2 separate regions of the Homo sapiens genome follow, and region 1 is linked to region 2. A link is a loop called in an ENCODE intact Hi-C map of the cell type or tissue named here. Cell type or tissue: natural killer cell. All regions are shown on one strand. Each heading gives the region's core, and the rest is flanking DNA. Links, peaks and the distances in the headings are about the cores only. Region 1 has its middle 22 kb from the start of RNU1-3. Region 2 holds the start of RNU1-2 (RNA, U1 small nuclear 2).

What was found. Peaks named below come from ENCODE experiments on the same cell type or tissue, not always from the same donor. Only the 100,000 strongest peaks of a DNase experiment are listed, where the experiment ranks them.
Region 1: a loop joins it to region 2, with 4 times the contacts of the local background. A loop is called at or near these places in 3 of 110 quality-filtered maps.

The regions. Positions count from the first base shown.
Region 1 is chr1:16,642,470-16,647,840 of GRCh38, forward strand. It overlaps the pseudogene CROCCP2 and the pseudogene MST1P2. Among named protein-coding and RNA genes, the nearest start is that of RNU1-3, 22 kb to the right of the region's middle. RefSeq lists enhancers at 1,915-2,705, 2,136-2,255, 2,346-2,445, 2,706-3,495, 4,207-4,826. In natural killer cell, for the core only: CTCF peaks have their summits at 2,305 and 2,504; DNase peaks (open chromatin) are centred at 636, 1,432, 2,272, 2,992 and 1 weaker place; H3K4me3 peaks cover 1,613 bases; H3K27ac peaks cover 1,728 bases.
Region 2 is chr1:16,893,417-16,898,787 of GRCh38, forward strand. It overlaps RNU1-2 (RNA, U1 small nuclear 2), which reads left to right and starts at 2,564; the gene lies at 2,564-2,727. RefSeq lists enhancers at 1,926-2,859, 2,860-3,792 and a silencer at 2,602-2,681. In natural killer cell, for the core only: no CTCF peak of the experiment used is centred there; DNase peaks (open chromatin) are centred at 2,375, 2,805 and 3,198; H3K4me3 peaks cover 1,396 bases; H3K27ac peaks cover 2,119 bases.

The sequences.
Region 1 (5,371 bases), core at 85-5,084, 250 kb before region 2:
ATGCAGGGGCAGATGCTGGGTGTGGAGTAGGTGCCAGGTGCTAGCTGGGCATGAATGTGCACCCGCTCCCTGACCTCTGCTCCCTGACTCTCACAAGGAACTAGCACTGCCTGGAGACAGGAAGAAGCAGCGTACGGAAGGCAGACTCTCTGGCCAGAGATCTCGCAGCCAGGAGCACAGTGAGAACAGAGCCTAAGCCTATCTGTCCAGAGCCCAGGCTCCCTTTCCCTACAACTGCAGCCTCCTTATTCTGCTCTGGCCCAGCAGAGTGAGGAGGGGCCGCCCACCCAGCCATACCTGCCGGTGGCTGCTGGGGGTGCATGGTCAGAAGAGGAAAGATGCGGTTCAGGTAGTCATTCAGCAGCTTCTCCTGCACAATGCCTGAGCCACAAGTCAGAAGGGAGAAAAGGGCCACACGATGAGTGCAGCTCCTGGCCCCTGCTGGCCCCAGAGACTTCTGGTCCTAGGCCAGCCACAGGTGCAGCAAGGCCTGAGGCCTTTGTCCCTTCCTTCTCCTCCCAACAAGAGGAGCCTCCTTCCTTCTCTGCCAGCCCTTACCTGTGACCCTGGATTTCTCAGCATCTGAGGTCAGCCTACAGCTCTTGCGGGAGAAAGACACGCCGGCCCCCTTGGATGCCATCCTTCGTCTCTCATGGGCAGCCAGTGGTCCTGGAGGCTGAGGCAGACACAGAGCCTGTCTACTCAGGGCCAGCCAGGGGCCCCCACACCTGACCTCAGTCCTGCCATGGCAGGAAGTCTTGGGAGCAGGTGAGGCCAGGGGCATGCACACTAACACATAGGACAGGGGAATGCAGGGGCTCCCAGCTTCCTACACAGGCAGGGTAGCCAGGGTCTAGGCCCATGTAACAGGGACCACTTCTTGTTCTCCAGTGTCCCTGTGCCCAGCACAGGGCTGGGCAGAGAGCAGGTACCAGATATATTTTTGCCAAACCATAACAAAATGTCTCAGCTCTGTGGAAATCAGACCAAAATGTCCAAAGTGAGGTGTCCTAGGGGCAGAGCCCCTGTATTCATCTCGGTTGTAAGCCATACTGAGTCCAGCTCACAACCAGAAGCGACAATCCTACACATTCCCCCAAGTGCAGACCACCACTGGTCTGGTCATCTCTAGCCATAAGTCCCACTTACTCCCCACAAGGCTGGAGCCTCTTTCCTCAGCCCTGGGTTCCTCCCTTCTTTTATCCATGGTCCTGATAGTTTCACTGTTCCCACTCACACATGTGGCCTCCCACCTCATCCAAGCACCACCCTTGCCCAGCCCTCATGGCAAACTCCATTGGTCCTCCTAGTGCATCTATCCCTCACATCATGTTGCTGCTGCAGCTGCTCCAAAACCTGCACTGAGTCCCTGGTGCTGGCCTCACTGATGTGTAGCTGTGCTGTCCAACACAGCAGCCGTCATCCACGTGAGGTTACTTAAATTTAAAGTTTTAAAAATTAACAATTCGATTTCTCAGTTGCCTCAGCCACATTTCAAGAGTTCAATGACCACATGTGGCTAACGGTTACTCTATTGGACAGCACAAAGGTAGAACATTCCCACCATCATATAAAGTTCTATTAGACAGCGCAGGTCTAGAGTTTCGCTCTGCAGCACTGCCTTAGCCAGCACTCCCTACTCTGCCGTTCAGTCTCTTATCTCGCCCCAAACAGACCCTCTACTCCCGCCACAAACCCCTGTGGGTCTGCACCACGCCTGCTCCTCGGGAAGGTGATTTTCCCGACCTCGGGCCCTCGGTGGGCCTCCATGATCGGTGCCCCTTCACTACCACAGTAGTTGAAGATCTGATTAAATGCAGTCATTCATTTGATGAGCAGACCTTCCAGACACCCACTCCGGGTGTCAGTTGCTGAGGACCCAGGTGAGAGGCGGACCTTGTCCCCGCCCGGGGACTCCCTGTCACGGCTATCCCGTCCAACCTCGCCGGGGTATCCGGGCTCAGAACTGAACCTACTCCGTCTGGGAGCCCAAGGATGGCTCCCCCAAGTCGCCCCCGCCTGGCCCCAAGCTCCAGAGGACCTGCCAGACCAGCTTCCGCTCGGAGTTTCGCACTCAGATCCCGGCGCTGCAGGTGCCCTCGCAGTGGACTAAACTGGACCGCGAAGGGAATAGCCGGAACCCGCCAGGCTCAGAGCCCTGCCGCCCCTCACTCACCCCGAGCCTCGGCCGCCGCGACCCGGTTCACAACATCCGCCCAACCTCTCGGCTACGGCGTCCGTTCAGGGCCAAATCACGCGCACGCTCGCGCGCTGAGCCTCCAGCCGCGCACGCGCACCGGCCCGCGCCCAGCCTCCGCTAGGGGACCCCCTCCGTGGCTTCCCACCGGGTTGTTCCAGGCCTCAGCTTCGCCGAAAGGCCTCACCACCTCCGACCTCCGCCTGCCCCGGGGATGCTCCCAGCCCTGCTGCGGCAGAACGCGACGTGCTAACCGGAATCCCTAGGCCGCCTGTCTCCTACCCATACTTGGAGGCCCCGCTCAGACGGTCCTGAAAACGTCTGAAAGGCGGTTCCTGCCAGAGTCCCTGCTACCTGTTACCTCCACCCCTATTTAGTCCTAGTGGACAGCTTCGCTCACCTTCCCTGGGATGACACTTCTGGCGGCTGAGATGAGCGAGCCTCTCTGGGCTCTGCCGCCGGGCGTGGGCTGACCTGCCTACAGCTGGGGCCTGATAAGGCAGCAGCAAAAGGGTGGAGGGGAGGCAGTGTTGAAGCTGGGGCAAGTAATTTTCCCCAATTTACAGGGAAAAACCGAAATTCAGAAAAGTTTAATGTCAGCCAGGGGCTGGAACCCAGACCTCTGGCAGCTGTCACTTTCACAATGCCCTTGGGCTGACTAGGCTGCAGAGGGGTTTCACCCCAACCCCAGGGCACCTCAAGTGGCCCCACCAAACCTTCCTAACACCTGACCACTAAGTAGGGAGGCCTCTCAGGGGGCTAGCTGTGCTAGGCCCTTGCAACTGACCTGTGGGACCTGAGGCCTGGCCCCTCATGGCTCCTGTCACCAGGTCTCAGGTCAGGGTCCAGCAGGCCCTGAGCTGACGTGCGGAGCCAGAGCCACCCAATCCCGTAGGGACAGGTTTCACAACTTCCCGGATGGGGCTGTGGTGGGTCACAGTGCAGCCTCCAGCCAGAAGGATGGGGTGGCTCCCACTCCTGCTGCTTCTGACTCAATGCTTAGGGGTCCCTGGTGAGTGCCCCCAACCTTGATCCCCATCTGCCTTCAGGAGGGGCTTGGCCCCATTCTCCTATTCTGGGATGAGAAAAAAGTCAGGGAGCCAGAGGCTCAGTGGGCATGGGGCAGTGACCTTGGCCTCTTGAGCACAGCTGGGAAGCCCTAGGAACACATAGACATGGCCCACTTAGGCCTCTATTAGCACGTCTGCTCTAGCACTGAAGCAGTGTTAGGACCACACAGATGCACGCACACAGCAGGCAGTGACCCCTCCTGAGCCTGATCTACCCCTCTAACCTAGCGTATGCCTTTGTGCAGGTGAGAGCCCAGCTTTGGAGTCTGAATGCCTAGCCAGGGCCCCTGGCTGGGTAATGTGATGGCTCTGAGCCTTAGCATTCTCATTTGAGAGATGAGATGGGGCAAGCTCCATCACCCACTGCTCTCACAGAGCGTGTGTGTTAGATCTGAGCCCGGTGCCTGGGCCACTACACAGAGGCACCGGTGATAACTACCAAGTCTGGGCCTGCTTCCCAGGGGAAATTTTTTGACAAGTATCTGTGCAGGGGGGCTAGACTGGCCCTTGAAAGTGCATACAGGGTCCATCCCAGAAGCCTTGTAGCTTTGATCCCCTGAATGAACAAACTGTGGACATGCCAATACACATTACTGACATGTATGCCCACCTGACCTGCACCCACTCTGCAGGGCAGCGCTCGCCATTGAATGACTTCTAGGTGCTCCGGGGCACAGAGCTACAGCGCCGCTACAAGCGGTGGTGCCCGGGCCTTGGCAGGAGGATGTGGCAGATGCTGAAGAGTGTGCTGGTCGCTGTGGGCCCTTAATGGACTGCCGGTGAGTGGCCACTGGGCATAGATAAGACTGGGGGCAGGGGAGCCTGGGCCGTGGCGTTACCTTGTGCCTTCTTCTCTCCAGGGCGTTCCACTACAATGTGAGCAGCCATGGTTGCCAACTGCTGCCATGGACTCAACACTCACCCCACACGAGGCTGCGGCATTCTGGGCGCTGTGACCTCTTCCAGGAGAAAGGCGAGTGGGGGTGGAGAGGGGCAGGGTGGGAGACAGGGGACCTCAGCCCAAGTTGATCTTCTGTCTCTTGCTCCCAGACTACATACGGACCTGCATCATGAACAATGGGGTTGGGTACCGGGGCACCATGGCCACGACCGTGGGTGGCCTGTCCTGCCAGGCTTGGAGCCACAAGTTCCCGAACGATCACCAGTGGGACAAACACCTTCCCTCCGTCCCGGCCTGGGACCTTCCCCCAGCACACACTATAGTGATGCTCTGGGCCCTCAGGTACATGCCCACGCTCCGGAATGGCCTGGAAGAGAACTTCTGCCGTAACCCTGATGGCGACCCCGGAGGTCCTTGGTGCCACACAACAGACCCTGCCGTGCGCTTCCAGAGCTGCGGCATCAAATCCTGCCGGGTGGGTAAGCGGCGCCGGGTCAAGCTGGGAGAGTGGAGGGACAAGCCCACGCCCATCCACGAACCCACTGGCTCTTTGTCTCCAGCCGCGTGTGTCTGGTGCAATGGCGAGGAATACCGCGGCGCGGTAGACCGCACCGAGTCAGGGCGCGAGTGCCAGCGCTGGGATCTTCAGCACCCGCACCAGCACCCCTTCGAGCCGGGCAAGTACGCGTAGGCGGTATCGGCGCCCTGGGGGCCGGGCTAGGGAAGGTCCAGGACTCCAGGGGCAGGGCTCCGTGTAGGGCAACTGGGCGGGGCCAGATAAGCCAGAGTCCCAGGGTCTTCTTCACGCCCCATTACCGCCCCCAGGTTCCTCGACCAAGGTCTGGACGACAACTATTGCCGGAATCCTGACGGCTCCGAGCGGCCATGGTGCTACACTACGGATCCGCAGATCGAGCGAGAATTCTGTGACCTCCCCCGCTGCGGTAGGCGGCGGGGACCAGGCCTGGGAGGGTACCTGGGAACCTTGGGGAGGGGCGTGGCTTGGCCGGGGAGGTCAGAGGGGCTGGGCGTGACCTGAGAGCATATCCCGTGGAGTACCGTACACCTGGGAAAGGCGGGTTTGGTCCCAGCCCCAGAGGGATCTCAGCTGTCGCTCGGGGCCGGACCTATCTCGGTCCATCTAAGGGTCCGAGGCACAGCCCCGCCAAGAGGCCACAAGTGTCAGCTGCTTCCGCGGGAAGG
Region 2 (5,371 bases), core at 257-5,256:
TAACTGATGCCACTGATGCCTGATGACCTGAGGTGGAACAGTTTCATCTGGAAACCATCCACCACCCCCTTCCATGGAAAAATTGTCTTCCATGAAACCAGTCCCTGGTGACAAAAAGGTTGGGGACAGCCAAAAATCTGGTTTAAATGATAACCTTCCCCAAAACTAAATTACCCCTGTAAAATGAATGAAAGGCCACCAAGTTAGAAGGATGAAAGCGGCCTGATTTCTAGTAAGATGTATGCCTCCTTAAATAATTACCAGCCATTATTCCAGAAGTCACAAGATTGGCAGCTTCCCCAGTTACTGCTGTGAAGAACATCACTATTGTAGAACCTAAGATTGGCCTCTTGAGATGTCTTTTCAGGCTTTGGCATTTCTGACTGCTGGATGGCACCATTTGGCCCGAAAATCAACCAGTCCCTTAGCCCCCACCCAGAAGCTGACTCCATGCAGGAGGGCCATTTTCCATGCCCCTGTGATTTCATCCCCAACGATCAGCACCACGCAAGCCCTAGCCCCCTCCCCACCAAACTATCTTTGAAAAACCCCTTACCTCCAAGCCTTCAGTGAGATTGCTTTGAGTAATAACTCTTGTCTCCCACATGTCGTGGCTGGCCTGTGTCAGTGAAACTCTTTCCTGCAGTGCCATGGTCTCCATGAATTGATTTTGTGTGTACATTGGGCAGGAAGAACCCATCAGGTAGTTACATCTGCAGGATGGTGCCAGTTCTTTCCACAAAGGCTGGTCAGATACCCAGAAAACATTTCTCCACTACTACCTGGACAATGTGTCTCCCTGTCAATCTCCAGGGAATGGGGCCTGGATCAAGTATTTAGTATTCAGCAGTTACTACACTGTCACCTAATCCCTCATTTTCAATATCTTGCCATGCCTTCCAGTGGCCTAACTGGCCACCATGCCACAGAATCTTTATGGTCTCCAAGGAGAACTCTCTACTTGATGTTTTGTGATTTGAGCAATGGAATAGAATCTGATACTGGTGGGCTGGGGGAGGTACCCGGACACTGGTGGGATCTCGACCCCAGCCGTGGTGTCCAGGCTCTTGACACCATCGCGAGAACAAAGTCAAAGATGAGTCAGCAGATAGTGAAAGAAGAGATTTATTGCAAAGCAAAAAGTACACACTCAAGAAAGGGGAGTTCAGGCATACCCAAGAGAGAACAATGGATTCTGGGGTTTCATCTTGATGGGTTTCTTTAACCAAGGAGTGGAATGTTCATGAAAATTCCTGGGTAAAGGTGGAGATTTCTCGGAACTGTGGTGCCATCCATTTTTACATCAAATATTGGTCTCAGAACTGTCATGGCACTGGCGGGTGTGTGATTTAGTATGTTAATGAGCATATAATGAGGGCCTAGGTAAAACCTCCGTCAAATCCAGCACCACATTGGGTCCACTCAGCCTTAGCCAGCTTGGTCCACACCCTGGTTTTTCAGCGTCTTAACAGCCCACAGCCTCAAGTCATGTAAATCTGCTGCCTAGAATTTGTTATCCTGTGACCACCCTGTAGTATTCCTGTCTGAAATCTACTTGTAAATATTCAAATGGTCTTTCACTTGGGCATTCCAACTTTGCTTACTTCACAGTGTTTCCTGCGTAATATATAAGAAAAGATGATCCAGACATTGTTAAACATCTCAAATAAGATGTAGCCCAGGTATTTGTGTCAAATTTGGATTATTTTGATTTCGTCTTTGCAGAATATAAAAAACTAACATGAGGTAAGCACTAAGGTGTGGAGATGGCTGTGCAAGAGATGACAAAGTCCAGCACCACGCTTGAGAGTGTCCAATCATCTCTTCTGGGGCAGCATAGTTTTCTACAATACTGATTTTGGAAAAAAAATCAAAAAAAAAAAACCTACAAGATTCATGAAACTGGACAACTGTCTTTATAACATTACCAGTGATAAAACCAGTAAGGAAGGCTGGTTTGCAGTCATCTGAGCAGCCTCTTTACTTTCATAAACATGGTTTCTCTCGGCTTCCAATTGCAAGTGGAATGCTGCATCACAGGGATAAAGATGTGAAGAGAACCGGTTTCTTCTGTAATCCGAAACATTCTAGTCTGCGAATTAAAAGCCATTATTTGAAGAAGGATGCCCCGGCTCCATCTGGCCACCGAAAGGTTGCTCCTTAACACAGGCTAAGGACCAGCTTTTTTGGGAGAGAACAGACGCAGGGGCGGGAGGGAAAAAGGGAGAGGCAGACGTCACTTCCTCTTGGCGGCTCTGGCAGCAGATTGGTCAGTTGAGTGGCAGAAAAGCAGACGGGGACTGGGCAAGGCACTGTCGGTGACATCACGGACAGGGCGACTTCTATGTAGATGAGGCAGCGCAGAGGCTGCTGCTTCGCCACTTGCTGCTTCGCCACGAAGGAGTTCCCCTGCCCTGGGAGCGGGTTCAGGACCGCGGATCGGAAGAGAGAATCCCAGCTGTGTGTCAGGGCTGGAAAGGGCTCGGGAGTGCGCGGGGCAAGTGACCGTGTGTGTAAAGAGTGAGGCGTATGAGGCTGTGTCGGGGCAGAGCCCGAAGATCTCATACTTACCTGGCAGGGGAGATACCATGATCACGAAGGTGGTTTTCCCAGGGCGAGGCTTATCCATTGCACTCCGGATGTGCTGACCCCTGCGATTTCCCCAAATGTGGGAAACTCGACTGCATAATTTGTGGTAGTGGGGGACTGCGTTCGCGCTTTCCCCTGACTTTCTGGAGTTTCTAAAAGTAGACTGTACGCTAAGGGTCATATCTTTTTTTGTTTTGGTTTGTGTCTTGGTTGGCGTCTTAAATGTTAATCCTACAGTGGAGGGCTGGCGAATAGGAAGTAACATGTCGCCTGCACGCCATAGGAGAAAAAGCGAGCATCAGCCGTATCGGCTTTGTAACACAAATTAGCTATCGTGAAGTCCGCTCAGCTCTTCCCTTTCTACCCTGGCTGCTTTTTGCAGGGATTGGTCCGTGGTCTCCAGTCTCTTGGGTTCTCACCCTGTGTGAAAATCTTCCTGTTTTTCCCTACCCCCCAAGTCACCTCTTACACAGCCTCTGCTTCCAAGCGCAGCCCCCACAGGAGTTTGTAGGATTTCTGTGCTAGCGGGGAGTGTGTTCTCACCTCATAGAGCCAGGTAGAAACTACGCAGATGGGTGCTGTTCTCCAGGAAGAAAGCAGGGCCTTTGGGGCTCTCAGTGTCCCCGTTGGGTTGTAGACATAACACGCTTACTTTGCGTAGGGGAACGGCTCTGCCGGCCCCCAGGTGCCCTCGCGCATATTCATGGAGGCCCGTAGGTCAGAACCGCAGTCTCACCTGTCTTGGCGGAAATGCCCTGCGATCCTCCCGGAGATAGAAGGCGGGAAGTTTTATGAGGAGCCAGGTACAGTTTCCCTACTATCTCCGGCAGTTCATATATCTAGTGTTTCTTCAGACTTTATTTAAGCGACAGCTTCTTGTTTGATGTCTCGCTCCCACATCCTACATCCATTGCCAGGCAACTTTCTAGATAGCACCCAGACCCATCCTTCCCACCCCCAAGCAGCCGTTTCCTATTTCTGGTGCCAGTGTCCTCCCCAGTCCCTCTTTCTTCAGGCCCTCGCTTATCACCTTCATGGACAGAAAATACTTAGCTCTCTCTCAACCTGCGGTTTATACCTGACACGCGTCAGTACCCTGACAAATTCCTTAATACCCTTTCTCAAATGGCACTGAAAATGCATTTCTTTTTAACTCCCAGAAGTATCTAATTGGTTTTGTCCCTGAACTACATGAATACTAGTATTCCACTACAGAGGAAAACCCCAGGCCTAGCGATGGCGGTTCTGGGCATTGTGCCAGCCTCTCCCAGGGTATGTTTTCTGACATCACCTACTTTTGATCAACTGAGGTCAGGAGTTCGAGACCACCCTGACCAACATGGCGAAACTCCGTCTCTACTAAAAATAAAAATAAAAATAAATTGCCGGGCATGGTGGTGTGGGTCTGTAATCCCAACTACTCGGGAGGCTGAGGCAGGAGAATCGCTTGAACCCGGCAGGCGGAGGTTACAGTGAGCCGAGATCGTGCCATTGCACCCCAGCCTGGGCAATAGAGTGAGACTCTGTCTCAAAAAAAAAAAAAAAAAAATTAGTCCATCTGAGACATTGTTGTTGGAGACAGTAGAATCCTGCATCCAACAGGCACTTGGTGCAGATCTGAACCCATTGAGCTATTGGCTCATGTTCCCTATGTTCTATTAAGTATCATGAGCAGAAATTGAGCTCTTTGGCTTTTACCCACTGAGTATGGCTATAGGACAGGTCTCTCTCTCTCTCTCTCTCTCTCTCTCTCTCTCTTTCTCATTATTTGCATCATTATTTTTTGCCATCAGTGTGGGTTTTTGGTTTTGAGGCTATGAAGTGAATTTCTGGGGACAATCTCTGTTGGGTCGTGTTGACAAGGATCCAGTCCCTGTTTGGTGATACATGACAGCTAATCTGGTCTGTGAGTCTTCTTTATTGTCTATTTATTGTCCTGAGAATAATGGTATTTCCTGAAATTTGAGACTGCAGCAATGATAAGTTGTTCAGATCTTGTCTTTCCAATGTTTGGTAAAAATTTTATAGGCCCAATTGTTGTCAATATCTGCAAGAGTGGCATCTCTATTACAAGAGTGATCTTACTACTCAATGTCCCCCCTCCCACCCAACTTCATTTCCTAGGGGCTCTTGGCTTTAACGAATTTACTGTATCTAAAAGACATCTTAGTACAGGAAGAAAACTAAATCTGTAGCATGTAAGGAGCAGTTTTCTTTGATTGGTATATTCAGGTTTCTAACCAGCTGAAAAATTCAAATACATGTCCTTTAAGGATTAAGTTTAAACTACACTACAGAAAGAAGAGAAAAGATTTATATGATCACATATAAGCAATGGAATCAGCAATATGAGCACTTTTCACAACTATATAAATCAAATTTAGTAATCTCCAGAACATTAAGGAAGTTCAGCCCTTAATGAAAATGAATGAAAAGAAATTATTCACCCACTGTTACATGCCCTGGAAAGAGAATGCCCTGCAGGACTCAAAAGGGTACCACAATATTACTCAGATTTTCAGCAATGAAGGCCCTCCAAGGATCTAATGATACTCATATTTTCAGTTTATTTCCTTCACTGATAAACATTGTTAATAGATACCATTGCCTCTGTTTTCACTTTAAGTGATGTTACTTAGCACAATTCATTTCTTTAGAATGCCCCCTAGTTTAGTGAAAGGAATTTTCCTGCTTTATAAATATAGGATATTTTCTCATGAAACAAGTTGGCGTACTCTTTCAGTGAAGGGACTAGACCGATTAGGTCTCTAAAATGTTAAAG